3 separate regions of the Homo sapiens genome follow, and regions 2 and 3 are each linked to region 1. A link is a loop called in an ENCODE intact Hi-C map of the cell type or tissue named here. Cell type or tissue: Calu3. All regions are shown on one strand. Links, peaks and the distances in the headings refer to the core of each region. The heading gives the core; the rest is flanking DNA. Region 1 overlaps ARHGAP24 (Rho GTPase activating protein 24). Region 2 overlaps ARHGAP24 (Rho GTPase activating protein 24). Region 3 overlaps ARHGAP24 (Rho GTPase activating protein 24).

Region 1 (10,170 bases), core at 953-8,952:
AAATACTTTGTAGAAAAAATATCTCACTGTGTTGCCCATGCCCATGCTGGTCTTGGACTCTTGGCCTCAAATGATCCTCCTGCCTCGTCCTCTTAAAATGATGGGGTTACAGGTATGAGTCACCATGCCCAGCCTATTATTTTTATATGAAGGCATAAATTATTAATTTTTTAATTAGTTTTTAAATCAACCAAGATGAGATTTAGAATAATATCAGATCATTACATAAAAATATAATTTAGGTGTATTCAAACTTTATTCAGCTTCCAAAAATAACTCGAATGATAACACTATTACTTAAAGAGTAGGAATAATGCAAACCTATGCATTATTTTGGTTACAGGCCAAAGCGAAGATAAAACATATGTAAAAGTATTTACTGTTTTTCTTAAGAGAGTTTATTGGTGATTGTTGTTTTGAAAATATTACAGGTTTATATTTTTGAGCTCTAGCTCAATAGTATCTGAGGAGCATAGTGAACTTACAATTTCATTTGTGTTGACTTTCTAGTTAAAGAATAAATCCCTTTCCTTTGAAATGTAGCCTTGGTCAGCTGATGGAGCATTTTCTCCATATATGCATGTTAGGAAAATTTGTTTCAATTTAAAAAGGAAACACATGGCTATGACTTAACTATTAAAAAGTGAAATGTTCAATTAATGTGGATTTGGTCTTTCTGTTTTTCCAGTCCCTCAAATGTTATTTCAACAAACCAAAAAATGAGTTTTTTGGTTTGTTGAAATAACAAACCAAATAACAAGCCAAGTCCAAATATTCTGACTTGGCTTAAGACTTTTGTGCTGAAGACTCTGTTCCCAAGAAGATTTACATTGAGGACCCAAGTCTGCCATTTAATTAACAGGCTGTTTGTTGATTTCTTGTAATGCTGAATTATTTACCAGCTGTCTCCTGGTTATGTCAGAAAGATGTAAAGAATGCAAACAAAAATACAAAATAAGACACAGGTAACATCAGCAATGTAATCTCTCCCCATGCACCCTGCTCACCTCCAAACCAATATATGTTGCTGTTACAGAGGAGATCTCTCTGAAATACGTGTTCATGCAACACAATATTTTAGAAGACAATACATTTTCTTGATCATACATGTGTTGTTAGTTCACCATTTCTTTTTTAGAAATAAGCAGTTACCCCAAGACTATGATTATACATTCATGAATGTATTATGCTCTTTATATTTATACCATATCTATTCTCTTTATATTTGAATTTATATGCACTTGCTCCTGCACACACATACACACACCTGCCATATTCCCTGTATCACTTTTTTATATTTTAAAAATCAGTGAAGTCCAAAGTACACTATATTTCCTTATATTATAGGACAGCAGCATCTAGAATTTTGTTATGTGTACCCATGAATATTTTTAATGCAGATGATGAGAGTAATGGTAATAACATGTCTGAAAACTGGAATTTTTTCACTTGGCAGTGATTATAAGCATGACAAATTAACTTTGTCAAAAAAACTTCAAAAATGATCTCTTTATTATGAACTAGAGTTACTATTTTCTGCTCTTTCTTTCTTTCTTTCCTTCCTTCTTTCACTACATTGTAGTAGTGGCCATTGAAGAACATTTAGAAAATGCTAAAAGATCAGAAAGAAAATAAAATTGCTGTAATTTCACTACCTAGAGATAAAAACTATTAACATCATAGTGCATATTTTCAGATTTTTCTATATATTGAATATTTATTACAAAATTCGGATCATATTGTACCTACTATTTTCTAATATGCCTTACTCAGTAATGTATCATAAAATATCTTATGAAAATCCTAACACAGTCCTCTAATTTCAGTGTGATTGCATCATGGCATATGAATATACTTTTAGTCATTTAAGAACTAGGGGCATTGACACTAATGCTTTTGAAGGCTTTTCCCTCAAGGATTCAGTTGGTGGCAACAGGAGCACCAATGTTCCCATGTGTCCCAGGCTTTCTGAAGGAACCCCACATGCAGTGTTTTGATGGAACAGCAGCTGACACTGTTATCACTCAGCTCAGGCAGCTGGGTGCCTGAGGGCCTTTCCTGGCCATGAGCCACCTGACTAAAATGGCTTATGCTTTAGGTGTGTGTGTTTGGGGAGGGGGTACAATTATACTACGAGGCTGTATTTTGACAAAGATTTCAAATATGTTCAATGACCTTGTTTGTACATCTTAAAGCTTTAAGTGCCCAGGAATTCCTTCTCCGGAGTTCACAAAGGGATAATCTTCAGGTTCCTTCCTTCCTTCCTGCCTTTCTCCCTTCTTCCCTAGCTCCCTCCCTTCCCTCCCCTCCCCTCCCCTCCCCTTTCTTCCCTTTCTTTCTTCTTTTTCTTTTTCTGAAACCACTTAAATGTATTTAGGAAACTTTGAATGAAAGTAAGACATTGGTTCTTTACATCTTAAGATAGAAAAGGCATTAAGAAGTACATCTTTCCCATCTAGAAAAATATTACCATCCAGCAAAAAAACACAATTATATTTAGAAATACAGTAAATTATGACTGCTCAGAAGGTGTTTAATTTCATGGTTTTAACTCTATAGCTGTGCCACATTTTCTAGAATAGGTTAAGAGACCTCATACAGATTATCTTTAAACATCTACATAAGATGGTTGCTAAAAGCTTTCACATTTTGGATTACTTTCATTTTTATGCCTAAATGACTTTCAGTGTTTCGACAGTATTTGCTCTTCACAGCTTATAAGTATTATCATTTGGAGTTGTTTCTAAGGCCTAAATAAAAAAGCCACATGGAAGGGAGTGGCAGGGGAAATGTGTTAGAAAAATACTTGTCTTCATTAGTTCACACACTAGAAACAACCCCATCCGACTCATCCATGAACCCAGTACTACCCTAAGTGGAAATACTACAAGGATTTCAGGCCAGACCTTCATGAGTATCTGTGTGAAATGAAACATTGCCTCTAGGAAACATCAGGAAGGTATCATTACTGGGCAAGGTAGCATGAACCAAATAGAAAACCAAAACATCTTATTTATTCTCCTCACTGATTGCAAATGTCGACCAATTCTTCTGGATGCTTTCTTCTTCATACTTTTAAACTTCAGTGCAAGTGTCTTTTCCATATATGATTCTAAAATCCGGATCTTAAAATCCAAGAGGAAAAAAAAACAACATAGAGGTTCAGAGACAAAGGGAGGAAGCAATGTGCTCTTATTTTCTGCCATGGTAATTACACTAGGGCAATACTAGCAGTAGTGTTTGAGAAACTAAATACCCGGCCAGGTTGGTAGCTCATGCCTGTAATCCTAGCACTTTGGGAAGCCAAGATGGTTGGATCACCTCAGGTCAGGAGTTCAAGACCAGCCTTGCCAACATGGAGAAACCCTGTCTCTACTAAAAATATAAAAATTAGCCAGGTGTGATGGCATGTGCCTGTAATCCCAGCTACTAGGGAGGCTGAGGCAAGAGAATCACTTGAACCTGGGAGGCGGAGGTTGCAGTGAGCCAAGATCATGCCACTGCACTCCAGCCTGGGCAACAGAGCAAGACTTCATCTCAAAAAAACGAAACGAAACAAAACAAAAAAAAAGAAAAGAAAAGAAAAGAAATACCTTAGTGGGGCAGTATAATAATTTGAAGAAAGTGCCTAAAACTCTGTTTCCACTTTTATTGTTTTTCAATTGAGATATCTGAATAATTGAAAACTGACTTCAGATAAGATTTAAAACATTTACAGCTGGGAATGACACTTACTTAAAGGGTAGAACACAGACACATACATGTAGCCCTGCAGTTCAGACTCTGCCTCTAGCTTTCCAATAAAATTGGTTGAAAGAACCTGCCAATTTATTAACATCCTCAAACCCAGGAGAAAATTATGGCTACTGTACTATATTCCACACTACAGTTGAAAAAAAGTGTTCTGCTACATCGAAGGTCAAGAGATTGCCTTGCTTCCTTAAGAGCATTGTTAAAGGTCTGATAATTTAAGAAAATTAAGATAAAATAATGCATTATGTGTATGTTACAAAAACCAGAGTAATAGTCTACTATACAGAAAGACTTCTGAACTTGCTTCTTCAATTGAAAAACAAGCAGGACCCAATTTAAAAAATAAGTATTGGCACTAGTAATAAAAACTGATTTTTCCTTTCTGCATCCTGCAATGAATTCATTGTTAAAAAAAATCAAAACTCATTTTTCTAAAAATCTCTGGACTCTTTGTAAAAGTTAACTTTCCTAGTCAATATCCTCAAGAAGTTTTCCGGGTGACTTGTATTCTTGTCTTCCCTATTCTCACTATATAAAAACCACACTTTATTTCCTTTCTTTTTCTGAGAAAGCTGTAAGGTAACTAATTTACTCAGACTATGGAACTCTAGACCATGCAGATCTTGATTGTAATTCTAACTTCACCATTGACCTTTAACAGTGTACAGGTTAATTATGCTTATCTGTAAAATAAGAATAACAGGTATCTCCTAGGATTATTATGAGAGCTAACTGAGATAATATACATAAAGTTCCCAGCTCCCAGCCCTGTGTGTCTCATAAGACGGGTGGCCACATTTTCAGTTCCTTTCCTGTTCTCCACCTGTCTCCCTCCCTCTGTTCCCCGCCCCTCTCCACAACTCGACCTCTAAAAAATGCTTAAGTAATTGTAGAGAAATTAGCATGAATGCCCAGATGCATTTGTTACTGAATAACTCAGCAGTGAACTTGGCATTCCATAGCTAACCTTTCCCCTTCATTAATCCCCTTCTCCATCCCCCTCAAACACAGGAGTACAACAGGATGCCAGGCGAACTATGTAACCAACCATGCACGTGAGCATTTTCTCCCAGAATTTTGACTAGTCTTGTTCTGCCTCAAACACTAGACGGGGCTCATGCTGCTCACAATTAACTGACTCTGGCCATGTGGTGGCTGCCCTCAAGATCTGCCACAAAGAGAACAGCAGTTCAATAAAATCTCGAACTCTATTTATAGCCCACTTGAAACAAGCAGTTTCCTTGAAGCCCAAGAAGCCCTCCTTGAGAATGCAGCAAGTAATTTACTAGTCCCAGTACTCACTGGGGAAATAAGAGGGAGGAAATGCAGCAAGTGCATTTTTTCAAGTACTGCACATATAGAAAGCATTTTGTCCTACACTCTGTCCCATTTCACCCTGATGTCACCAGCCAAGGAAGTAGACAAAACAGGCACTAGTAAGAAATCTCTGTTTTATAGATTACAAAACTGACACCTAGGAGGTTAAATTGCTAATGAACAGTGGTGGTTGGAGAAGGAGGTTAAAAAAATTGTCTAAAGGGTGAGAATAATTTCTTGCTCATGCAATCAATCTAAAATTCAGTTAAGTCATTATTTACCTATTAAAAAATATATACAACTAAGAAGAAATGTTTTGTAAGGCACTTGCAAGATTAAAAATTGTTCCTTCTCCACTTCTAAGAAGATCAAAATATGAGAAATAAAAACTTAGACTCTACAGGGAAATATTTATTAACACGTTTGTATCTATTTATAATATATACATTCAGAGTGATTATATTTTTGGCAAGAAATGCCTTCTTGAAGACCCCCAAAATTAAAGTGTGCATGCATAATCGAGACTGATTTTGAAAGATGATAGGAATTTTTATGAGAAATTTAAATTGATTCTGTCAGCTCTGAAATAAATACATCTTTACTATATTTTAATATGGAAGTTTGCATAATTCCAGTATGTATGCAAAATGCAAGACTTTATTATATGAGTTTATGGGCCAGAAATCATTTTGCTCTTAGAATTAATTTGATTTTGGCAAATACTTCAATTTTCTAAGATCCTTCTTTAAGCCCTGTTACCTGGAAACCTGAAAAAAATAAACAACTTTTGGGCTTGAGAGGGATGTCTGGGCAATTAGAATAGCTACACTGAAGTCTGCCCGTGTGTGTGTGTGTGTGTGTGTGTGTGTGTGTGTGTGTGTGTGTGTGTGTGTGTGTTTAGAGAGAGAGAGAGATTATTGCTTAAACAGTGCCCCTGGGTTGGTTGCTTGGCTTGGTGCCATTTGGGATTCTCAGATTTTATTGTCCCAGCTCTGATTTACGGAGTTCAGAATCTCGAAAGGCAAGGTGTCTGGAGTTTAGGGTCTTTCCATGACAGCCCCTCCTCTTCCCTGTACACTCCTTTTGCTTGTGGTCACCTTGTGGTGACCTTGCAGGACTCAGCGTTTTTACCTGAGCTCAGTAGCTGGGGAGCCCACTAGTGCTGGGGAGCGAGCCGTGGTTTCCATTCCTGGGTGATGGAGTCATGGGAGAAACTGCAGTGAGCAAACACAGTAGGACCTGAGTTGGGCTCGAATGTGCTTTAAGCGACTCAGGACAGAGCAGCTGCTCTGTCTCCCAGCTTGCAAGTGCAGCCTGCATTTGTCACTGACCACTGAAGTGTATGTTTGTGCAAGGTGAGAGCTGGGTGCTTTGTTCTTAATTTGGAGACAAATTGCCAGGTATTGTTGTTGATTGTGTTTAATAATTTGGGGATATTTATATCACCACAAATTCAGGACCTAGACTGTGTGCGGTTTTATTTATACCCTTGTTTTCTGTCATGATCCATTCAGCTCTCCACGGTGTCTACATTGTGGCAACAGATTGGACATAGTGCTGTTCTTCCACGCTGAAATGTGATCGTTATAGTGCAGTGTTTCTTGGATTCTTTCGTTAATCGCTGCTGCCACATGATGTATCTGTTCATATACAGAATTCCAGTGCTAATTTGAAGGAATATAAAAACTGCTTCCGATAAAAATCTAAATTGCTATATTTGTTTAGTGCTTGCTGTGGTGTATTCTTTGCTTTACCCACATTTTAGTGGTTGAAACTTTGAGAGAGTAGAGTGCCTTAGGATTTGATCTGTTGACAAAAGCAGTGGGAGTTTTTTGTGTAATTGCTTGTCAAAATGAAAACAACTACTTGGCCATTTGTGTGTGTCTGCGTGTGTGTTTTTTTTTTTTTAAAAAAAGCCAAAAGAAAACCAAATAATACGTGCTATCTTTTGATGTACTTACAATTAACTTAATCAACCTATAAAGCTTTTGTTATCCGCATATTTGAATTTTGTAACCTTACATTCTGTGTACACAGGACAATACAACTGCTATGTAAGCTTGTAGAAGTACATGGGAACGCAGAGTATTACTCACTATGAGTCTGTTACAATAGGAATTAAAATCATGCTCTTGGGTTAACAGACCTTAATCGTGGGTCAGTTTTGTATGTTGGCTACTTAAGTGAACCCATAAACTATAAAAAGGAGATACTTTTTAAATATCTAAATAAATATATAGGAGGTTTGTATTTCTGAGACTCGTATTTGAGAAAAGGGAAAAGTATAGGAATTTGGTACTGTGTAAGTAGAAGAAGAAAAAGAATATCAGATTTTAAAATGAAAAAGAAGATAATACATTGAAATGAGGAATAATTATGAGGGAATACCAAAAAATTACTCTAACTGCTCAAATTTTTATGTCTAATGAAAGAACAATAGCATACTTAAAAAATTTAGAGTCAGCAGAAATGAAGCCAAGAACAAGAATTCTTAATAAAACATGTCAACCTGTGGAATGTACTTGTCAGTTTTAATTAATTTGGATTCTGTTGCTGAGATTAATAAAATGAGAAGGAAAAAAGGAAATTTAAATTTTTTATTTAAAATTGATATCCATTTTGATAGACTTTAAAAACTAATGAAGTAAAATAAATTTTATTAAAAGGCAGTGAACATTAAAATTATTCAAAACAATTAACAAAGAACATATAATATTAAAATTATCTGTCCCACTTTTAAAGTATGTCAGTTTTGAAAGAAGATTCTAATACTGTAAACTAGATCGTCACCTGTTCCTACATGCATGTGGAATGCCAAGTTCCTGGGACACTCTCTTCATGGTTCCTTGCTTTCAGACTCTATGTAAGAGCACTGTGGTATGCTGAGCAGAAACACCTGACTCTAACACTGTAATGCTTTCTATGCGAGTTAAGAAAAAGTTTCATTTCACAGATGTGGAACTTGAGGTGTACAAAGAATTGATGATTGGCATTTCTATATGGGAACCTGTACTATATTGGCTTTTCATGATGTAAAATTTGGCTGCTTCTTGAAAAGAGTTTAACATGACTATCACCATGACTGAAAAGATGTACAGGAAGGCCTTGTGTAACTGTTTTATCAACACAAGAGTATTCATCCCTCTGTGAGGACTACAGTCTTGTATGTTCAGATGTGGCATCCATGTGAACCCATGGTCAGCTTCTATGTTGAAACACTAGAAAGTAAGTCACCTATTTGATGAATCATAATCAGTGTATACAGCCAAGAAAAGCCTTTAATAGTGTCTGTGTTTGTTCTTTAGATAACTAGCTTACCTCAACATGCAAAGAGGTTTAAAAAGGTTTAGAGAATTTAGGTACTGACCTCAGAGCACATGCCAGTCTGTTCAAACACATTTACTTCTATGCAATTAAGTTCTCCTAGTTAAGGGGAAAGATTAGCCTTTATTTACATATTTGATAAATATCTCTAATTTTCTAAAATGCTTAAACTCCCTAACACATTGTGTCCTTGCTTTCTTCCTTCTTTCAGCTTTACACTTTTCTTCTAGACTATAAACTCACTAAGTTCTTCATTTGCTGAACCTTCTTTCTTTCTACACCTTGGACAAGGAAGCAGTTTTGATGTATCCCTTGGGACCAGGGAAAATCCTACTTCCCTTGAAATCAAGAGATTACTGCCCACTCTCTGAGCAGAAAATGGGAGAGTGAGTGGGAAAGAATGAGATTAGTGGCTACCAGGCAGCAAGGGCCACTGTGTCCATCGTGCCTAGCATTTCTGCTATTCCTACTTTTTTAATCCATCTAGTCCGTTGCTAGGCTTGGGAACCTACCTCAACAATTGTTTATACATACCGACATAGTTACACTTCTACAAAGGCCTTTGGTAAACTGACAGTAAATATGACTTTTAGCTTATGGGATTGGCTTACAGCACTATCCGTCATTTGTATGTCTCTTTACCTTGGCCACTAAGTTCTATTTTGCCTACTAACTCTTCCCAAAGCAGTATAGATTCAGATAATATAATGGGCACTCACACAACTTTTAACTACTATTACTTCTAGATTCCTTAAATTAGGCCTCGGTTTTTTGGAGAGAAGAAACCTGGAGAGCAGGGTACGTGATGTGATTATTTCTCTGGTAGATTAGTCCTGAGACCACAGTGTTCTGACAGTCACTGGGCTCCTCAGTGGACCGCTGGCTATAAGGACTTGGGAGCTGGAGTAGGAGCAGATGGCAGCAGGTGATTCTCCGTTGGAAACAGGGAGTATAAACATTTTCTGCAAGTCTGCTCAAGAGCCCTGCCTCATTTATCTTGAATGCAGTGTGTCTTCTAAGGAAATAAAATAAATACAGCCTGGTTGCTGGAATATGACTGCCTGTCATTCTTGGCCCCTGCCACAGGAGGTACCCACTAAAGTCATTATATCAAATACATATATAATTCCTGCTATTTAAACATTTAAGTTATTTCCATTATGCTAGGGAAGACCTCAAATCGGATTCTAATATCTACCTATGTTCCCTTCAATAGCCACCCATCATCATAAATAATAAATAATTTTTAAAAACACTGATGACCAATACAACATAAACTCTTTACACATTAAGAGCCCCAAAATTCTTTTCAATACGTAATTCAAATAATCAGTAAGACAATGTAATTACAACTTCCAAGTATTTCTAATGGGCAAGGAACCATCAATAAAAATTATTGCAAAGTTTCCTATTTATAGGCATATTTGACCTTAAGGGAATTTTAAAGAACACTACTCCAATATATTAAAATCAATAAAAAGAGAGACTTTTACATTTTAATATTTTTAAAGATTGGCATGCTTTAAATATTTTTATGATAAAGTATAAAACCAACTGGAGTGTGTTCCTTCTCCAACTCTTATTCTTATACAATGGGCTTTCATTTGACTGATAACTTATCAGAACACACCAATGTGTTCAGAGGGATTATTTTGTGGCTATAAAGAAATGTCTCCACCTGGTACCGTGGCTCACACCTGTAACCCCAGCACTTTGGGAGGCCAGGGTGGGAGGATCACTTGAGCCCAGAAGTTCAAGACCAGGCTAGACAACATA
Region 2 (10,170 bases), core at 1,467-9,466, 100 kb after region 1:
TTGTTTGCCCTCCTGAAGTTGTGATCTCGGGGGATGAGGTTCCTCTTCCAGAACAGAGGCATAGAGAAGAACCTCTGGGTCAAAGGCATTGCATGTGGCTCTTTACTCTTTCCTGTAACTCCCATATCCAATCACGATGTCCTGGTGACCTCTGTGTGTGTGCACTATGCAGTTCTCAGACTGTTCCACGCTTGCTTCAAATGAAAGGCCAAACTCTGTGGACCACTTTTCCACCTTCTCTGTCTTTCATTTTGTTTTTGCTGTTTCTCCCTATTCAGCAGCTTCGCGTGAATAGATTGGATTACGAATTGATGCAGGCCTGTGGGTTGTTGCTAGGACAAAAAACCCAGGCTTTGTTTAGAAAATGACATTTGTTCTCCAGCTTTCTCCTGAAAGCATAACAGTCTCTCCTTTTTAAAATTTTTCTTTCCACTCAGAAACCATGGTAAATATTTCATCATTGGGTAGAACTTAGTGCGGGCTGTATTAGGCACAGTCTCTGTTTCAGGGGTTCTTCTGGAGGCTGATCATGAGGAATCTCTGGATGCAACTTCAGCTGCATTGTTACTGTGTTTTCACAGGAGGCGATCGAGATCGGATGACAGCAAATCATGAAAGCTACCTCCTCATGGCAAGCACCCAGAATGATATGGAAGACTGGGTGAAGTCAATCCGCCGAGTCATATGGGGACCTTTCGGAGGAGGTGAGTGTACTTTAAAATCATGGAAAAACAGAAAGGTAGACCAAACCTGTTCATCCCTTTCCCCCAGCGAATGTTACTATTAGCTCCTGTATTCAAGTGGGTGAATGTTAAAATAAATTGTAAATTGTTCAACATTATTGTTAGACGTATGTCTTCGTAAATCCTACAAGTTTAATTTAGATCATGTATAATTATAACGAACCTTCTTCTGTGAATATGTTGAATGATAAAAATGGGTGGGTTTTTTTTTTAGTTTTGGATTTTCCCATATTACCGACAATACACTGTTATGGGACTCATACTGTAAAAGTAGATTAGTTAAGAACATCTAGATATGAAGTAAGAAATTTATGACTAGTGGTTCTGGAAGATATCCCAGCCCCCAAATGCTCAATTGTATCAAAGAGGAATGCCAAAACTTTTGATAATAATCTGATGATTATTGGAGTAAAAACATCCTTCAGATCAGTTAAGTGTTGGTAAATTTGAAAGTAAGTTTTTAAAAGGTTTTAGTTAACACAGTGTTGAGAATGCACCATGTCAAGAACGAGCTAAAAAGGTGCTATGCATAGAACTGAACAAAGGAAGAAAAGATAAAAGATGTGATCTAGGTATGCCAAGAAACAGAAAATAGAATCATATAAACAGAAAAAGTATTCAACGAAAATGAGCAAATGGACCAAAAAAATAAAAGCACAAAATTATTTATCTACAACCACAATATATTTCCAAGAACATAATGCCTAATTTTTATATGGTGATATAGTTTAAAATAAATTGTGTTAGGTCAAATTCACACTTTATAAACAATTACAATCCTTATATTTATTTTCCATTCTTTTGTATATTGTCAACACCCTGAATTGAGATAGTGATTTTTTTTTTTTTCTCTGAACAGATCGGACACTTCTTAGGCTGACTGACCATTTTATATTTTAGAATAACTTCAAAAGCTTAGTTTTAAAAGTTGGTAAGTTGAAGTTAAAATAGTAAAGATTCATTGAAAACATGATATTTTACTAGATTAATGGCACATGTTTGTAATATATCTATGTTTTAATAATATCTTCTGTTAAGGAAAGGGAAGGTTCCTAACCAGGATGACCATTCATTCCAGTTTCCTTAGTAAGAGAGGTTTACAACTTTTGTCCCAGGCTAATTACTGTTTGTGCTACCTTTCATTCCCACGGTGTTCTAGTTTGGATGACAACACATACGGTTACCTTATTCATAACCCAGAATGGCTAGCAAGTGACTATGTAAAATATTTGAAAACACCAGCTGAATCCCCACTCCAGTACCTTAGCAGAGGATTCCTCATAGTTATGCAGTAAGGAGTCCCCCTTTATCCATGGTTTCAGTTGCCACTGGTCAACTGCAGTCTGAAAATATTAAATGGAAAATTCTAAATATAAACGATTCACAAGATTTAAGTTGCACGTTGTTTTTTGTAGCATAATGAAATCTCATGCTGTCATTCCCAGGATGTGAATCGTCCAATTGTCCAGTACATTTACGCTGCACACACTACCCGCTGCCCATTAGTAGCCATCTTGGTGATCAGATAGACTGTCAAAGTATCACAGTGCTTGTGCTCAAGAAAGCCTTGTTTTACTTAATAATTGCCCCAAAGGGCAAGAGTAGTGATGCTGGCAATTTGGATATGCCAAAGAGAAGTCATAAAATGTTTCACTTACGTGAAAAGGTAAAAAATTCCTGATTTAAGAAAAAAAAAGTTGTATGCTAAGGTTACCAAGAGCTACAGTACAATGAAATATCTTGAAAGAGAGACCATGTTCACATAACTTTTATTACAGTATATATATTGCTATAATTGTTCTATTTTATTAGAATATTGTTATTGTTGTTAATCTTTTACTGTGCCTAATTCATAAATTTACTTTATCATAGTTATGTATGTATACGAAAAATATAGTATATAAAGGGTTCAGTAATATCTGAGATTTCCGGTGTCCAGTGGGGACTTTTATCCCCTATGGATGAGTGGCTACTGTACATGAGAGACACATACTCATCTGGTAATGTTTGCTAGCACCTCCAGGGTAAAGGGTTTGTGGGGAGCCTGAGGATGAATCTTTTCAAAGCTCCCATTGTCTCTAAAGACACTCTTCTCCCCTTTATAATCAGATTTCTGGAATTCCTGAGTTCAGAAGAATCTTTAATATCTACTGAAGAATATATTTTTGTTGAGGGATTATTTATATCAAGTGTTAGTTATTTTCTCCCCTTTCTCCTCTTCCATCTGTGACTTCCTGAAAAAAAAAAAGAATGCCATCCAGTTAATTTATCCAAATAAATGGCCACGGGCAGTCACATCAACCCAGAAATCTCAGAAATAATTCCAGTGGGACTGGGTGAGCTGTATATGTGAATCTTCAAATTCATGAACCTGGAAGGGACACTCAAATAGTTGATTGGTCTATAAACTTTATTATATGAGACCTACTTCAGGGATTTTACAAATGCTTGATTTGAATTTACATTTAAAGAGATGTATTTTAGCATATAGCACTCATAATAGAAACAATGCTTCAAAGAATAAATCTTCTCCTGCCCTCTTTGTTTAATAAGTATTATGAGACTGCAAGGCAAGCTTTTAAAGTATTCATTTAATTTGTAAGAAATCCTTTGTGATTTCTCTGAATATCAGAGTTTGCTAAAGTTAATAGAGCACACAAAACAAAATAGAATGTTAATACTGATAAGAGATCCCAACTGTCAGCCATAATCTTGGGTTTCAGATGATATATTAATCTAAGATTTCAAATGTTCCTATTAATATTAATAAATTCTGTTATTGATTGAATTTTAAATAAATCTTATAAATTTTAGTTTTAAACAATAAAGTTATATGACCCAAAAACCCTTTTACTTATGTTACACTGTGTATTACGTTTCCACTTAACATTTCATTGAAATTAACTTTTCTGCCGATTTGCAATATTTTAAAACCACTGTTTTAGTTCAACCTCACATTTTGTGGATTAAGTCTTTAAGACCCAAGGAGGATGAAAAACTTGCCAAGTGTCACACTGTGAGAAGCAGAAGTAAGAAGAAAACCCATGTGTTCCTCCTGCTTTATAGCAAAATAGTGTGATCTATTACTTCTACTGTGGTAGTAAAGAACCCACAATTATAAGTCCATGCCTTATTGATCGTATATTCTTCAGTATATGAAAAATAATAAAAGTTTTTAAACATACAATAATTAGAATTAATATAGTTTTATGAGTCATTCAAAAGTACTAGAATTGATACCATCGAGCAATTAGAAAAAAAAATCTGAAACAACCCAAATGTCCATCAACAGATGAATGAATAAACAGAATGTGAAGTATCCATAGAATGGATTATTATTAAGCCATAAAAAGGAATGAAGTACTGATACATATAACACCACGAATGAAGCTTGAAAACATTATGCTAAGTGAAAGAAGCCAACCACAAAAGAGCACATTTTATGATTCCATTCATATGAAAGTATAGAACAGGGAAATGTACAGAGACAGAAAATAGATTCGTGGTTGCTTAGAGCTGGGATGGGGGGATGAGGGGGTGATGGAGAGATAGCCAAAAGATACAGGGTTTATTTTTAAAATGAAAATGTTCTAGAATTAACTGTGGTAATGGTTGCAAGTATCTGTGAATATACTAAAAACCATTGAATTGTACATTTTAAACTGGGGGATTCTATGGTATGGGAATTATATCTCAATAAAGCTGTTTAAAAAATTCTGAATTGTCATAATCACCCTTCATAAGAGAATGCACTTTCCCTTCCTATCTTAGTTATGAAACCCAGGCCCTGTTAATACTAAATGAAAAGCACTTGATTAGATGGTATCTGTAAGGAAATTTAGAAGAGGAGGTGACATATCACTCTGATTTATCAATCACAGTATACCACCTTTGGATATGTTTTAAATGTATCTGTTACAAAGAGGGCATTTCATTGTGGCAATTTTTTAACCTGTGTTTTTAAAAAGCTAAAGTTTTTCATGAGGCACTGAAGCTTATCTTTATTCAGGTTGCACATATATGCAAAATATTCCCTCTTTGCCATTACAATAATAGACATTAGATTAAAATATAGGAGACACCTGAGGAGCTTGTCTAGTTCTTCAGTCTCCTAGAAATTAAAAACTGTTAGGTGGAAATGTAAATAAAATGTAGGGTTTTGGAATGATAGGCCTTTCCTTCAAATGAAAATGAATTTATAAAATACTCATATGGGGCAGGGAACCAAGGGAAACGTGAAAAGTGTTGAATCTACATAGCTCAACTTTGTGCTACCTGCTGAAAACCCATGCACAGTTGCTCCTCTAGTAATAATGCTAATTGAGAGGCACATGGTTTCTGCATAAAAGTCAAATTCAAAAATCTGAATGTCAAACATTTATTTAGCTTTGGGAAGGTTTCGTTTTCCTTCCTTCCTTCCTTCCTTCCCTTCTTCCTCCCTCCCAACCTCCCTTCCTCCATCCCTCCCTCGCACTCTCCTTTCCTTTCTTCCTTCCTCCCTCCTCCTTCCCTCCTTTCCTCCCGTCCTTCCTTGTGTATTTTTATACTGGGTTTCTGTTCAATTGTTTTTGAGGCAATATTTATGGAAGTGTCTAGTCCGGAATCTGAGATCTGAGGAGAGTGAAAATTCATTAATAGTTTTTTTGTTTTGTTTTGTTTTGTTTTGGAGACGGAGTCTCCTTCTGTTGTCCAGGCTGGAGTGCAATGGCGCATTCTCGGCTCACTGCAACCTCTGCCTCCCTGGTTCCAGTGATTCTCCTGCCTCAGCCTCCCCAGTAGCTGATATTACAGTCGCCTGCCACCACATCCACCTAAATTTTTTTTGTATTTTTAGTAGAGATGGGGTTTCACCATGTTGGCCAGGCTGGTCTCAAACTCCTGACCTCAGGTGATCCACCCGCCTCAGCCTCCCAAAGTGCTGGGATTATAGGTGTGAGCCATTGTGCCCAGCCCAATAGTTCTTGTAGCTCTGATTGCTTAGCCTAATGTTAGCTACTGCCAAAATCAGGTCTTTCCTGTATATTTCTGCCTCCTAATGAAAAGAGTTGATTCAGAGACCCAGCAAGGCAGTAAGAATACTATTTGTGAATAATCCTTACAATGAGTAATTGGTATGCAGGCAGACAGAGGTTAATTAAGAGGCAACGTGGTCAGGCAACGTGCACAGACCAAGTGCACAATCTTGGATATGTAGTTTTACTTCCCTTGCCTTTGGTTTTACTCACTTGTGAAATAAGAAAATTAGAAGAAAAAAATGCTTTCACTTCCTGTGAAAATCCTGTGATTACAGGAGTTCCCTGTAGATCAGTGTTCAGGTCAGTGGATTTTTCTATTGGCTGAAGTGCTTGAAGGGCAGCACTGTCTCTGTCTTCGTGGTGCTGAGTTACACTTTGTGGTTCTTTATTTTCTTAGCAGCGTGCTGTGACACAGAAGGTAAAATACCATTTGAACCACAGGGCAGAACTAAATAATAATAATCCTTTCAATGACAAAAGATTACCTACATGGGCATGCTAGTCAGAGTAATGATGTTTTTAATGGAAAGACCTTTTTAATACTCCTCATGGTCTTGTAAAGCTTCTGCCAAATGGCTGGGAAGGAACACAGAGGCCTTGGGGGTCAGTTGGGGTTAAGGCACTAGCATTCCAAATCAGTTCATGGAACAACCAGGTGGATGAATGATTAACCCAGCAAGTAAATTGTTCAGTGAGTAGGACTGAGAGACTTAGTGGACATGGGGGCTGGGGTGCAGAAAGTACGGGCAAGAGCATGGAAGAATGTTGAAAACAGAATTGGTTTGCAAACCATGCCTAGAGAAACATATATGTGTGTGTAAATACACATACAAATATGTGTTGATGTGTTTGCAGCTTTACCCACAGACTCTTTGCCACTGGATTTTAAACATTTTTCTGTTTTACAGACACACACATACACATGTATAAATATGTTTTCAGGGTATGCATGTTAAATCAGTGCTCACAAATGAATTCAATTACAAATCATTTGAAAGAAAGTAAAACTTGTATGGGAGGGGAATAAATGCAGGTATGAAGGGGCAAAAAGTTTACCCCCTGGGGGTTGGTTTGGTGCCCTGTGATTTCTGGAGGGGCTGAGCCAGCCAGCTGTAAAAGTGCTACACAAGACAAGAGCTGGGAAGTCAACACAAAGTCAAAAGAAAAAGAAAGGAGTTTGTACCGTAGCGTGGCATTCTCCCTCCTCCCCTCATCCTGTTGTGACTGCACCTGCTGAATGTGACCGGCGGGCACTGGAAGCAGCCGCAGCCACAGCCTTGGTGAGGAGCAACCGCAGCCCTGCCAGCTCCCTCCCAGTTCTCATTGAGAAAAGGGGAGACGGAGCAGGAGGAGGGGGAGGAGATGCTCCCTGCAAAGCTGCCTCCCCCCACAGATCCAAAGAGCCTCTTGGAATGGGCACTCGACTGTTCTGACGTTGTGATTCTCTCGGGAGTTTGAAGACAGAAAGGAAAGGGGAGAAACCTGCAGAGAGCATCAAAGGATGGGGGGTGCTATAAAAGAAGCAGGGGGGTCCTTTGAAAGAAATCTATCATGCACTGAAATGCTTTCTGGAGAAGGTGCCATTATTTTCCTCCCCTCTTGCTCAGATGAAAGGAGCCAGCAAGGACAGTCCTGAAATATTCCTCAGGGGACTTTTTGTCATTGTTCCTCTTTCCTCTTGCACAGAGCTATTTGCTGACCTTTCCAGAGGAATCTCAGTCCAGCTGAGAAGACAGTTCTTAATAAAAACAAAAAAATGCAAAAACCAATTCCTGCTGTTTGAATGGGAATGGTAGCTTGCTTGCTGCAGTTCTTTTCCTGTGACATTTTGGAATGTCTGCAGAAACTTAAAAAAAAGAAAAAAAAAACCTTAAAAACTCCCTGGATTAGGCAAGAGAAAAGGAAGTTTTTTTTTGCTAAACAGGAGTAAATGAGAGGTGGTAACTTATCCCTAAGCCAGGACCTGGATGATCAAAACCTTCAAATTCTAGGGATCAGCACTTCAAAAATAACAAGTAAACAAGCATGAGGAGTGGCTGTTGGGTTTCGCTCAGAGGCAGGTTTTAAAGGAAGCCAAAACCGGGTTCAGAACTTCAGGCCTGTACGATGCCTGAAGACCGGAATTCTGGGGGGTGCCCGGCTGGTGCCTTAGCCTCAACTCCTTTCATCCCTAAAACTACATACAGAAGAATCAAACGGTGTTTTAGTTTTCGGAAAGGTAGGTAGATAATATGTTCATGTCCTTTTTATAAATATAAATAATATTATCTTAGGCTTTAAGGTCTGTTTATGCTCAGATAAAATGGGAGTTTGGAAACCAAGAGCTTAGGACTGTACAAGAGTGATTTGTGCGTATCCTTGCTTGTCTATACTTATTTTCTGAGGTTCATTTAAATGTGTATATTATTGTCTGTGAATAGGTGGGGTAGGTGGGGCTTAAAGAATAGTGATCCTATGGGGATCACCTTGACTGACAGGGGACTAAGTAAGCTGGGCTGACCGTCCTCAGAGGAGGGGCCAGAGTGATCTTGGGCCCTTCCTAGACCCAAATCAAGCAGCCATGTTCTGACCCCTCAAAACAGGGCCCTCGCAAATCCCTGTGCTGTGTTCCCGTCACCTTGTTTTGATTCTGGCTGCCTGTGCTTGCCTCACCTCCCCTGTTGAGAAAAATTTGATAATCGAATTATTCGTGCTGACCCATTTTCAAGAGGCTTTCAACCATATTGATGAATATTTGCTGGGAATAGGAGTCACCCTGACATTTCAAATATATCACAAGGTGGCACTGGGAGAGGGCAAAGATAGAACTATCAGGAACAGGGGTGAGAACATAGAACAACTTATGATCAGTAAAAGAAACTAAGACATTTCTGAATTGACTTATTTGGGGGGAGTTAGAGAATACAAAATAGGTAAACTAAAATGTTTTCAGGAAAAGTTTATGGATCAAAATATTTATAAATATCTTTTTGCTTTAAAATAAGAATAATTAAATGGAATGGCTGTTTAAGTAGAAACTAAGTAATTATAATGTTAATGACATGTGCAGTAAGCTAATAATTTAGTCAGGTGCTGAGTTGAATGACATCTAGGGTTGTTTTTTCTCCCCCACATCTTTTTTTTGATTTGCCACCCATTAATTAATCTTCCCTAGTTAGTAACTAACAAAAAAAAATAAGAAAAATCAAAATTACAAAATACAGTGGGAACTTTTTTTTTAAGGAAACCATTGTTCCTGCAGAGTGCTTTCCTTTGCGTAGCTAAGACCTGGCAACAATCACCATCATATATTATCAGCAAGGATTTCAGGTGTTAATTTACATTCCTATCTCATCCACAAAGATAATTAAATGAGAGATGCATGTCTCATATTTTTATAGATCTATAGGGATTTTCTGAATACCATAGGATTGCATCATTGGTAGAGAAATTAACAATGACAGAAATTTTTAAAGGCTCAGGGACAAATTGCTTAAAGGATAGTTTCCCCTTCTAGTTCCCCAGCCCATCAGAAACTAAATTGGTTCTATGCAAACACGACTTTTCAGGGTTACTGCTGTCCATTTGTAACATGAGATGTCTGGAGGATTATTAATGTATCTTTAAAGGACTTTTTTTTTTTTTTTTTTTTGGCCTTTGTCACCTTCCCGTCTCCCATAGAATCCTTGTGAACACACTGCTGTTCCCGATGCCTTCCTCCCTTTCTCCTTAAATACTAAGCGGGGAAGGCAGTGCCTGGGAAGAACATTCCCATGGACTGGCAAATGGCCAACACTGGGTAGGGCACAGCTTCCATCTATCCTCTCCCGGGGGGCTATTTTTAAAGGCTGTCCTTTTCTCTTCAAAGCCTTAGTAGTTTGGGGAATGTCCAGCATTTGAACCAGGATGAAGAGTTTTTTTTATTTACAAAGCTGTATTCTGTCGAAAGGAGAAAGGAGAGGAGGTGCAGGAAGCGTTCAGCGGTTTTACGCTTCCTTTCCATTCTCTGGAGCCCGCTGCATCCCAGGCTCTCTCTGTTGAAGTGCTGCGTGCCCACAGTTCTGCAGTGGGGTCCTGGGAGCACGAGCGCTCAGCTGCTGCAGCCCCAACCCGCCGCCACCTTGCTCTTGCTGCAGTCATCACTCAGGGCAGCAGCAGCATGACGCACAGGAGCTTTACATCTTTCTTGAAGGTCTGGCCTTGAAAAGAATGAACTCGCCTCTCAATTCTGGGTTCCTAAAACCATGCCAACTTAAGAAGAGTGTGTTCTTTTGTGCTTTATTTAATCTCCTGGGTACTTAAGTGTTTCAAGAAGTGGCCTGGGTTTCTGCGTTCCTCTCCCAAGCCTGTCCGAGAACATCAGCTTAAGTCATTTTAAGGAATGCAATAAGGAGAATGTGTGAAGCCAGGAAAAATGCCTAGAGGTAAAAAAA
Region 3 (10,170 bases), core at 702-8,701, 84 kb after region 1:
TCGTGGCACTGTCACCTGTGTACCAATTAGTACACTGGACATCTGCCAAGAAGGAGCTGAAATAAAACCATCAGCTCATTTTTTCTTGGCACCAAGGTCACTGCTAAGCTGTATTTAACCTGGAGCTAGAGGCTAAAGACATTGTTTAGTGAAGGAGTAGTAAAATGCAGAAGCCTTATAATAAAGAGAGAATGTGCAGACACTTATTAAAATTTTTCACTCTTCTCATGGAAAATAGTGGAAACCTATGATAAATATTTCAGAATTATGGCAACCACTATAGCATACAAAGTACACATTATAGATTTTTCCAGCATAATTAAACCCACCACTCACATTAGGAAGCTGCTTATATCACTCTGTTGTTCCTTATAGTCAAATAAATGAGGACACCCATGTCATATGGCTGGAGATGGTGTGCTTACTTGGTGGAAACTGGGTTGAGAAAGAAGGTACTAGTTAGGGTTGATAATATTCAAATGAAAAAGGCCAGGATCAGTCATGGTGATACTGAAGCTTAAAGCAAAAGCAAAAATCAGTAATAGTGATCCCATCTTAATTCTGACATTTTGCTCATTATGAATTTTCTATGATAACTAGTTTTTTAATGTTATAAAAATATTATTTATCTTGATTACTGAGTATTTTGGTGCTAGTTAAATTTTGTACTATCCTAGCTCTAGCTTTACAAGCTAACATAAACTAAGAGCAAAAGATGCCTGAAAATTATAGTGAAACAAAAATCACCATATTGACCCATATTTCACAGAAATAAATAGTGGATCTCCACATTTCATCATTACTAGCTTTTAAGATTTTTTTAAATAATCATAAGTTTGGGCAGTGTAGTTATTAGCATCATGGAAGTCAGTAATAGGTTGACTTATAAACAAAATTACATGAAGAGAGGGATGAAAGACAAAAAGAAGAGATTTTTTTTATATTTAAACAGGAGCTCATATCTTAGGCGGATTCCTCTCACTTGTTAGTCCACTCTATTTGTAAATTGGGGAGACATTTTCATCGTTTCTATTTTAAAGAAGGGAGAAAGCTTAAGTTCTGGCAGAAGGGAAGACATTGGTAAAAATGGAGACTGACTATGGAAGGAATTAATTGATTCTTTTCATCTTCGTTAGAATCAAAATGAATGGAAAAATAATCTGATTTACACGAACTCTTGCTTGCTCAGACATCTAGCTATGAAATAAGGACTCAGCCTTAGCTGAACTCTGAGCTCCCATATCAGAGTTTCAAATGCTGTTTTACCCCCTTGTAATTGTTAATATATTCCTAGTGTTAATATGTTTCTAGGTTCCAAGAAAAGGGAAAACCCTCCTGTGGTCAGCTTGTCATTTGGCTTTCCTGTAACTGCCAACTTAAAAATAAATAGACAAACAAATGTAGTCCATTTAATTTAAAATGTTATATTTATTAAAATGTTCAAATATATTTTTCTCATCTGAATCACTTTACAAAACCTAAGTAGACATATCCACAGGAAAAGACGTATTATCTTGATATTCATCAGGGATTATGCACTTTATCCTCTTTTTGAAATTGCTTTCTTGAATGACATCAACATGACACATTTTCTCTTTTTGGTTAGCTCCTCTGCAAATGAATTATTGGCTGATACATAATTACCAGCAAAGGTGCACATATGTGTGAGCATCTGTGTGTATGTGTGTACATATGTGCTTGTCTGCATATGTGTGTGTATGTGTGTCTAAGTATTGTACTTACCTAGAATGACCTTGCTTATATTGGGATTAGAAATTGGAGATTCATATGCTTGTTTATTCCCTCATTAGACAGTAGATTACTAATGGATAAGAATTGTGTCTTAATTTTCATTGTATCCATGGCTCTTAATTAGTTTGGTGCCTGCCATATATTATTGTTTAAGATGAACTCATCTCAAAAATGATGCCTTGCTGCTACTCTTCCTGTATTGCGGATCCTCTAATAGTGGAGAGTTACTTGCAAGCAGTGAGCCTGGAAAAAGGTGGCAATATACAGGAAGAGCAAAATAAGGCTCGGAAAAAAGGGCAAAAGACAATTCTTTTGGCAACCGTCTCGGAGCTTGGATGTAAGCTGGAGGAAGTTCAGAGCAGGTGGAAACCAACTCAACTTGAAAAAGCTACACTGCAGAAGAGACACTTGAGCTAGGTCTTCAAGCACACTAATCCTCACATGTCCTTATATTCCTCTCCCCATCTACACCACCATCTCAACTTTGGGACTATTTGTCAAAACACTTTTCAAGTTCCCCTGCTTTCAGAACATCCTCCCTGATAACATAAGTCAATATTTATTTTCTATTTTCTTAACAGATGATACTCCTTACTCTTTATAGCATAAATGATTGCACCTGACTCTGCTCAGTTCATGTCTTCTTTGCCATCTTCCTCATTTCATGGTTTGTCTCCTTATTAAGATCACAAGGTCCTGGTGGATAGAAAATATATATTATTTCTGTACTCATCACAGTGACTTGGCAGTCTTGAAAGTAAAAAAATTTAAGAAGGTGTAGCATTAAACTAGTTGTAAGTTATTATGTTTTTCCTTTGCACTAAAGTTGCTAGATATTTAGGCTTCTAGGAATGAGGAGAATGTTGTAATTTGAAAGGTACACATATCATTTATGCAAATTAAACTGTATCAGAGTCCCAACTGAAAAAGATGACACACTCAACAAAGGGGGCTTCTCTCCAAAGGGATTACTTACTAAAGTGTAATAATAATGATTCTAATAATAGTGAAGGAGATTTTCCAGTCTAAGAGACAATGGTAGAACTCTGAATAAGAGTTCCCTGTAGAAAAGTCTTCTAAAGAGTAGTGAGTTTTGGTCAAAATACAGAGCCAGGCATAGATAATCCCAGAGCAAGGGAGTCAGGGAAGTACATACAGATAGTATCGAGAACTGTTTACCTAACAAAAAGCTTTCTCAGATAATTAAAAAGAAAAAAAAAAAGAAAGCCTTAATGGAAACAAATTAGTTTTAATGCTCAGGATGTTGTAAACCATCAAGGGTCATCCCTACCTGAGTTTCAATATGCTTTAGGTCTAGCTTGTAGACATATTAAAGAACAATAAGTAATGAATGGAGCCAAATAATTCCAATTCACTAATCATTTAGCCAAGAAATATCTTGGGTTTTACTTAATTCAGCTTAACTGACTATACTTCCAGGTCTGATTTTGAAGTTAAAGGTTTAAGTCTTGCTTCCTTGAGGTATTCTGAGTGGGCTTAGGTTTTTTCAATATCTAAAATACTGAGTTTGCTAACTTTGAGGTGTTTGCAGAGTCTACCATAGAGAAACACAGTGATCTTGATTTAAACTTGCTTTCAACTACAAAACCTTCAGTAAATAACTGGATTTATATGGGTTTTCTTTTGTTTTGTTTTTTTTAATTTGTGGTGTGTGTATGTATGTGTGTAAACATGTTCCTCCCCATCAGATAAGATTAAGAAAGACTGCACATATCTGTTCCCTCTTTGGTGGCTTTCTTACATTATATTTAACAAAATATTCTATCACGTCTTATTGGGTAATGAGAATCTTATTCAAGGAATGTTGCCTTTAGTTTAGCAATATGCCTGTTGAATTGTCAATCTGTATTTGGACTTTAGCCAAATTTAGGTTGGTAATTACATATGAATCAGACAAGATGCCCCCAAACAGCGACTGGTTTACCGACTTCTAATACTGCTGCATAAACCCATGGGTGTTCATTAAGTGTTAATTAATGATGGAATGCTAGGTTGAATTGACTTGTGGATTCTGGCTGATTACTCTTTAATTTAAAATTATGAAATGCACAGCATCAATCTATCAGCAGGAAAGATCAAATTTTAATTTAATGAGGGTGTCTAGAAAATTGTAGAGCTATAGGAATTCAAAGAATTAGTTATTTGTACTAGATATGAAAGATCATGTTACAGGATCCTTGGGGTGTCCCTTTTCTGGCCTGAAACCTCTGGCCAGTGGCACCTTTGCCTGAGTGTTGCTCAGGCCCGCTGGGCTTTTTCCTCCTACTTGGCCTGGCAGGCTACATTCGGCTGACACTACTGGCCTGGATCCCACGCCTGCCAAGGGAGAGTCAGGCATGGAGTGTGTGAGTGAGCATGGGGTCCGGCCACTGCATAGTCAGACACACTGGCTGCTGCAACGGGACCTGCAGCTCCAGGTGCCGGCACAGGCACTGGCTCTCAGCCAGGCTGCGGCTAGACCAGGTGCACTGCAAGCAGCTTCACTGGCTGGCACCGGGGAACGCAGTGGTGCCCAGAAGCTTGAAAACGTCAGGTACCACAGGACCCCAAAGAGGGAGTCACAGCCCTGGCCTGGGGAACTCCCAAGTCTGAGCTCCCTGAGGGACCACGGTTCTTTTCTCCTCTTTGCCTGCAACGTGGAGAGCTAAGGGGCATGTTTCAGCCCTGTGTTGTAGCTCTTTTAGCTCTGCCATTCAGCAGGCTCCAAGTTCTTGTCCTGCGACCAAGAACTCAGACAAGTGGAGGGCAAGCAAAATGAAGAGGAGCTTTGTTGAGCAATAGAACAGTTCACAATAGACCCACAGCGGGTAGCTCCTTTCCACAGTCAGGGTGTCCCAACGAGTGTTCAGCTCCTAGCAGAGAGGAGAACCTGGAGTGGGAAGCTCCTCTCTGTAGACAGGTCGTCCCGTCATGTCTGCAGTTCTCAGCAGACAGGAGGCCCTGGAGTGTGTTGCTCCTCTCTGCAGCTGTTCGCCCTACAACTCCTGCTATTAGCAGAGAGAGTAGCTCCTCTCTGCAGGCAGGTCAACCCATCATCTGCTCAGCTCTGGCTGAGCCCAAGGGTTTCATGGGCCTCAGAGGGTTGGAAGTGCACACAACTGGTCCGTGGGCTGCCATGGGCAGCCCAGAAAAGGCTTCACAAGTTCCCACTCCTGTCCCTCGGTGAGACTGGCTACCTGGCCCCCAGCCTTCAGGTCATCCCCGGCCTGAAGGTGGGGCCTCACCCGAGACCCACCCCCTCCCATCCAGGAATCTGTCTGCCTCCCACTGGCTTTCATGGTGCCCTGCTCCACCCTGACTTTGCTCTGAGATCGGAGTGGACACTGGCAGGAGGGAGAAGCTAGGCAGCAGGGGCAGGCATTTCCGAGCCTGTGAGGGCAGGAGGGCCTTCCTGGGTCCTCAAGAGTACAGGAATGCCTGAGTCTGCAGCTGCAGTTTGGATGGCTGCAGCTGCACCTGCACCCAGGAGGGCGGGGCTCCTGCCTGCTCCACAGAGCAAGAGGCCTGGGTCTGCAGCCTGGTTTGGGTGGCTGCAGTGAAATCTGGGGAGCTCCCGCCCTAACTCGAATGGGGTGGGGCTCCCACTTGTACCGGGCTCCACTTGTCCCTGGCTCCTGCCGGCTTGTGCAGCTCTGGCAGTGCCTCCCTGCTACAACCTGCATGATGGCAGTGGCAGGCTGTCTGGAGCGGCCACTGCCATCAATAATACATAACCAAAAAAAAGAAAAAAAAAATTAAAACAATGAAAAAGTCCTGGCAACATTTTCTAGACACTCTAGCTTGCCTTTGTTTCTGTTTAATTTTAAAGAGTTTTAATTTAAATCAATTTTCTCAATTTCATGTAAAAAATGGGTGACTTTTAAAAGTTTTATCGTATTTGCTGATAAGTGGATGCTTATGAGAACATTGAAGACATTGTGCCTTATTTTGCTAAGGACAGTCACCATTTTTTAAGGTTTGGGAAGTCATTGAAGACTATTTTGAGAGGTGGAAAGGAGTTCCTGAAATGGTTTAAGATTTTTCAGCTTTGTGATGATTCCCTAAATTATTCTCATTTGTTGTAATTTTTAAACATAAGACTACAACAATATGCTTTTAGCCACCTGCAAATGATTATTGGGAGTCACAGTTTTAAGGAGGAAATTCAGATTTTTATCCACTTACTTAATATTATCTAAAATTAGCATACAAGCATTTGTATTAAGAAGCAGATACAGGTTAACATTCTTTATAAGAACTTCTATGTCTACAGTCAGTTTGGGAATAACTTGTGGCCTTCTGGCCTCCACTCCTTTTGTAGGGTCTTAAAATTACTTGTAATTAGAATAGGTGAGTCCCATTACAATTAGGTGAGACCCCCTAATTCTAGAAACAGATTGAAGAATTAACAGGGTGAGCATTATTTTCAACATATGTTGAAGGAAGAGTTTACTTGATGAAATCATAGTTGATTTGAAATATGTTTATATCAAATGAGTTAAGAAAATATCCCCAAGTATCCTTAGCTGTGGAAGTGATAATGGTCCTGAAATACCAATATTTTTCTCCATATTAGATTTTTGAAACATTATACAAATGATGTATGTTCTATGAAGCAGCGTGCCTTTATCTAAATGGTGGAGTTTAAATTCCAGGCCCATAAGAAAAATTTCACATCCTGCTCTCCCACACATATACACTGGAGCTCACAAAATCCAGAAAATTCAGACATAAACTGTGGGAGAAAAAGCACAATGGACGGTTAAGCTGTTGTGATTGCAAACCAATTGTAATTGCTTAAGATAAAAAAAATTTAAACCCAAATTAGAGTTTTTCTTATTTTTACACTACTACAATAATCAGTAGCTGTCATTTGCTGGGTGGAATAATTTAGTTTTGTGCTATCATAGTATTTTATTTCAAAATATCACTTCTTTTGTGTATACCCAAACACATTCTCTAAAATTGCTGCTATGTAAAATTGGGTAATTAGCATCCATAGCAGTTAACACTAAGAGATACTGTATGAAGAAAGTTGTTCCAATTAAATAACGTTGCCAATAATCTCTTATTCAGTAAATATTAAAACTTGTTTTAAAATAAAAATAGTAAAATTTAACTTTGAAAATGATTTATGAGTTTAACCACCTTCCTTCCTTATTTTGCCCCCAGGTAGAGTTGTAAAGAAAACTGCTCAATGCTATTTTTTTTTCTTTCAATAATTCTTTTCTAGATGTTTTCTGTATTTGTAAAGTAACATACTTTGGGGTGAAAGCGATTATATGGATTGTCGAACCTTATTAAAGATCCTGAGAAGAGTGAAAAATTTTTTGCATAGCTTTAAAAAATTATGGATGAGTCTTTAAACCTCATCTCTCCTACATTATCAATTTTTCCCTCTCCAATGAATAATTCCCATGAACATATAAACATTCCTTAATATTTCTCATTTTAAACCTCCTTGTACCACAACTCACCCATCCAGCCATTGCTGCCCCCATTTCTCTACTCCTTAATACATTAAAATGCCTGAAAGATTTGTTTAGACTGGCCTTTTCTGTTTGCTTCCCTCTGTAATCTTATGAACACATTCCAGGCAGAATTTCATTTGTGCTGATCTGTTGGATTGAAACAGCTCCTGTAAAGTTGTTCAAAAAACTTCCTCATTCCCTAATCCAGTTACCTACATCTAGTTGCCTAATCTAATGACCTCCATTTTCCCTAATCTTGTAGTCTATATTCACACACTTTTCATCTTATTTGACTTGTCAACAGCATTTGACTTGATGATCTCCATTTTTATTCAGCCTCTCTTGTTTCTTTCTTTGCCTTACTAAATTTTCTTCACCATAGCTACAGTATTACCTGGGGATCTCATTTAGGTCCCTGTCTTTAAATATCATCTCATTGGTGACTTCCAAATGTATGCCTTTGGTCTAGACCTCTCCCGTAAACTCCAGCCTTTGTTTTATTCACTGCTGTATCCTCAGAACTAGAATAGTGACTGGCATAACAACAGGTGTTCAATAAATGTGTTGAATAAATGAATGAATGCTCTGCTTTACCTCCTAGGGTTCTTGTAAAAACCAAATGAATCAAAGGATATAAAAGTAATTTGTAAACTGTAGATCACCCAGCAAGTGTCATCTGATATTATGAGTCTTGCAGATTTGTAATATTAATAAACAATAAAATGAGTAAGTTCTGAGGGAATTTTTAAAATGGATTTGAACATTTTAATCCAGATTTCAAAAGTGGCACGTCTCTCTGAATTCAATGTCCTATTTAACTCATCAAACTCTAGGCATCAGGGAAAGAGGTATAATGAATCTGTATTCCAATGCAAAGAGAAATACCTTAATGTTTGCTTTGATATAAGTATGGTATCTTCAATACATGAAGCTCACAAATTTGCCAGACTCAGTCATCTCAACATGAATGACATGTCCTTGCAGAACTAGTTGCAGGGTTAATCATTTACAATGCAAATAGGCATTTAGATAAGTTATATGATCCATAGCTTTAAAGCTTAGTACTTTCTGGCTGAATGGCTGTCACTGAAGGAATAAGACATGAATACAAGCTAATAGGATGAGTGTGGTTGAAATACATGAATTCTAAAATTTATAGCCTCTACCTGCTATAGCGAATTATCTTATAAGAGTAGTGGTTCTCAAACTTTATGATGCATCGGGATCACCCAGCAGGCATCTTAAAAGCACAGATTGCAGGGTCCCATTGCCATTTTGATTCAGTTAGTGTGGAATGAGGTCCAAGAATTCCCATTTCTAACAAGTTTCCGGGTGCTGCCGAGGTTATTTGCTGTCATCTTAGACGTATACACTGAAGTTTTCATCACATTTTAAGTAACCCTGCAATAGAGGGTTTATCACCATGTTTATAGGGAATATAAAGTTCAATATAATTTCACATTTCTTCCCCTATGTGAAGAATCTTTGGCCCTTTATCAACTTATTGAGACCTTCTTGTTTTTAACTTTCATGACCATTAGGAATGCCTATACTTCTCACCAATTTTCCTCAGTATTCAAGTCAACCATACCGTTAGAGGACATCCTGATAGAAAATGCCTTTAGTTTTAAGTTCATTTGTAAGTCAACAAACTCCCTGTCTTGCTCCTAAAGAAGTGGTATTCCATTTGCTACCTGTTGTGGATTATTGCACCAGGATTTGCTTTCTCTTGTAATTCTAGTCTGTATCAGCATTGGTGGAGGAACACTGATCTGAACATAAATACCATCTCTCATAGCAGCCTTCCTCCTATGTCAATCAGATATTTTGACATGAATCTCCCAACCTAAACCAAACTAAATTAGAAGAGGATATAAATTCTAGATACTTTAGCTCTGCCAAGAAAATGTTCTACCTTTATTTCTTGGAAGATTCTATCAGAAGAATGTAATTACATACTGTGAAGGAAGTAACTAGATTCTGAATCTCTGACAAAAGTGGAAGTCAGAATATACTGTTGGACTTAAATTGTTAACTTCCCAGTGTAATCTGGGAAACAAGTATTCAAAACATAATACATTATATCATTCTTATCTTTGACATGCTCAGCACAAATAGCACACTTTTGAAGGAATAAGTCCAAGAAATGCGAAAAATAGTGAAATATAAACTTAGCCTATTTGAGATTTTAAAAGTTTCATAAATCACTGAAAAGTAAATGTATCACAATTATACTTTTTTAAAAACATGACCAAAATAAAAGTCAATATTTACTTGAAAGATAAATCAGTCATCACTTTCTTATTTATTTATTTATACTTTAAGTTATGGGATACATGTGCGGAATGTGCAGGTTTGTTACATAGGTATACACGTGCCATGGTGGTTTGCCGCACCCATCAACCTGTCATCTGCATTAGGTATTGCTCTTAATGCTATCCCTCCCCTAGCCCCCCACGCCCCAATAAGCCCCAGTGTGTGATATTCCCCTCCCTGTATTCATGTGTTCTCGTCGTTCAACTCCCACTTATGAGTGAGAACACGTGGTGTTTGATTTTCTGTTCCTGTGTTAGTCTGCTGAGAATGATGGTTTCCAGCTTCATCTAGGTCCCTGCAAAGGAAATGAACTCATCCTTTTTTATGGCTGCATAGTATTCCATGCTGTATATGTGCCACATTTTCTTTATCCAGTCTATCATTGATGGGCATTTGGGTTGGTTCCAAGTCTTTCCTATTGTGAATAGTGCTGCAGTAAACATACGTGTGCATGTGTCTTTATAGCAGAATGATTTATAATCCTTTGGGTATATACCCAGTAATGGGGTTGCTGGGTCAAACGGCATTTCTGGTTCTAGATCCTGGAGGAATCAACACACTGTCTTCCACAACAGTTGAACTAATTTACACTCCCACCAACAGTGTAAAATTGTTCCTATTTCTCTACATC

The links. Peaks named below come from ENCODE experiments on the same cell type or tissue, not always from the same donor. Only the 100,000 strongest peaks of a DNase experiment are listed, where the experiment ranks them.
Region 2: it touches region 1 in a loop (6-fold over the local background); 1 of 110 quality-filtered maps calls a loop at or near these places.
Region 3: it touches region 1 in a loop (2.7-fold over the local background); 1 of 110 quality-filtered maps calls a loop at or near these places.

The regions. Positions count from the first base shown.
Region 1 is chr4:85,821,551-85,831,720 of GRCh38, forward strand. The region is part of intron 3 of ARHGAP24 (Rho GTPase activating protein 24); the gene reads left to right. Among named protein-coding and RNA genes, the nearest start is that of MIR4451, 100 kb to the left of the region's middle. RefSeq lists an enhancer at 4,437-4,979. In Calu3, for the core only: no CTCF peak of the experiment used is centred there; DNase peaks (open chromatin) are centred at 4,761 and 6,251.
Region 2 is chr4:85,923,067-85,933,236 of GRCh38, forward strand. It overlaps ARHGAP24 (Rho GTPase activating protein 24), which reads left to right. Exons shown (of 10, transcript NM_001025616.3): 4 at 582-704. Among named protein-coding and RNA genes, the nearest start is that of MAPK10-AS1, 190 kb to the right of the region's middle. In Calu3, for the core only: no CTCF peak of the experiment used is centred there; DNase peaks (open chromatin) are centred at 6,425 and 7,015.
Region 3 is chr4:85,905,899-85,916,068 of GRCh38, forward strand. The region is part of intron 3 of ARHGAP24 (Rho GTPase activating protein 24); the gene reads left to right. Among named protein-coding and RNA genes, the nearest start is that of MIR4451, 190 kb to the left of the region's middle. In Calu3, for the core only: no CTCF peak of the experiment used is centred there; a DNase peak (open chromatin) is centred at 4,143.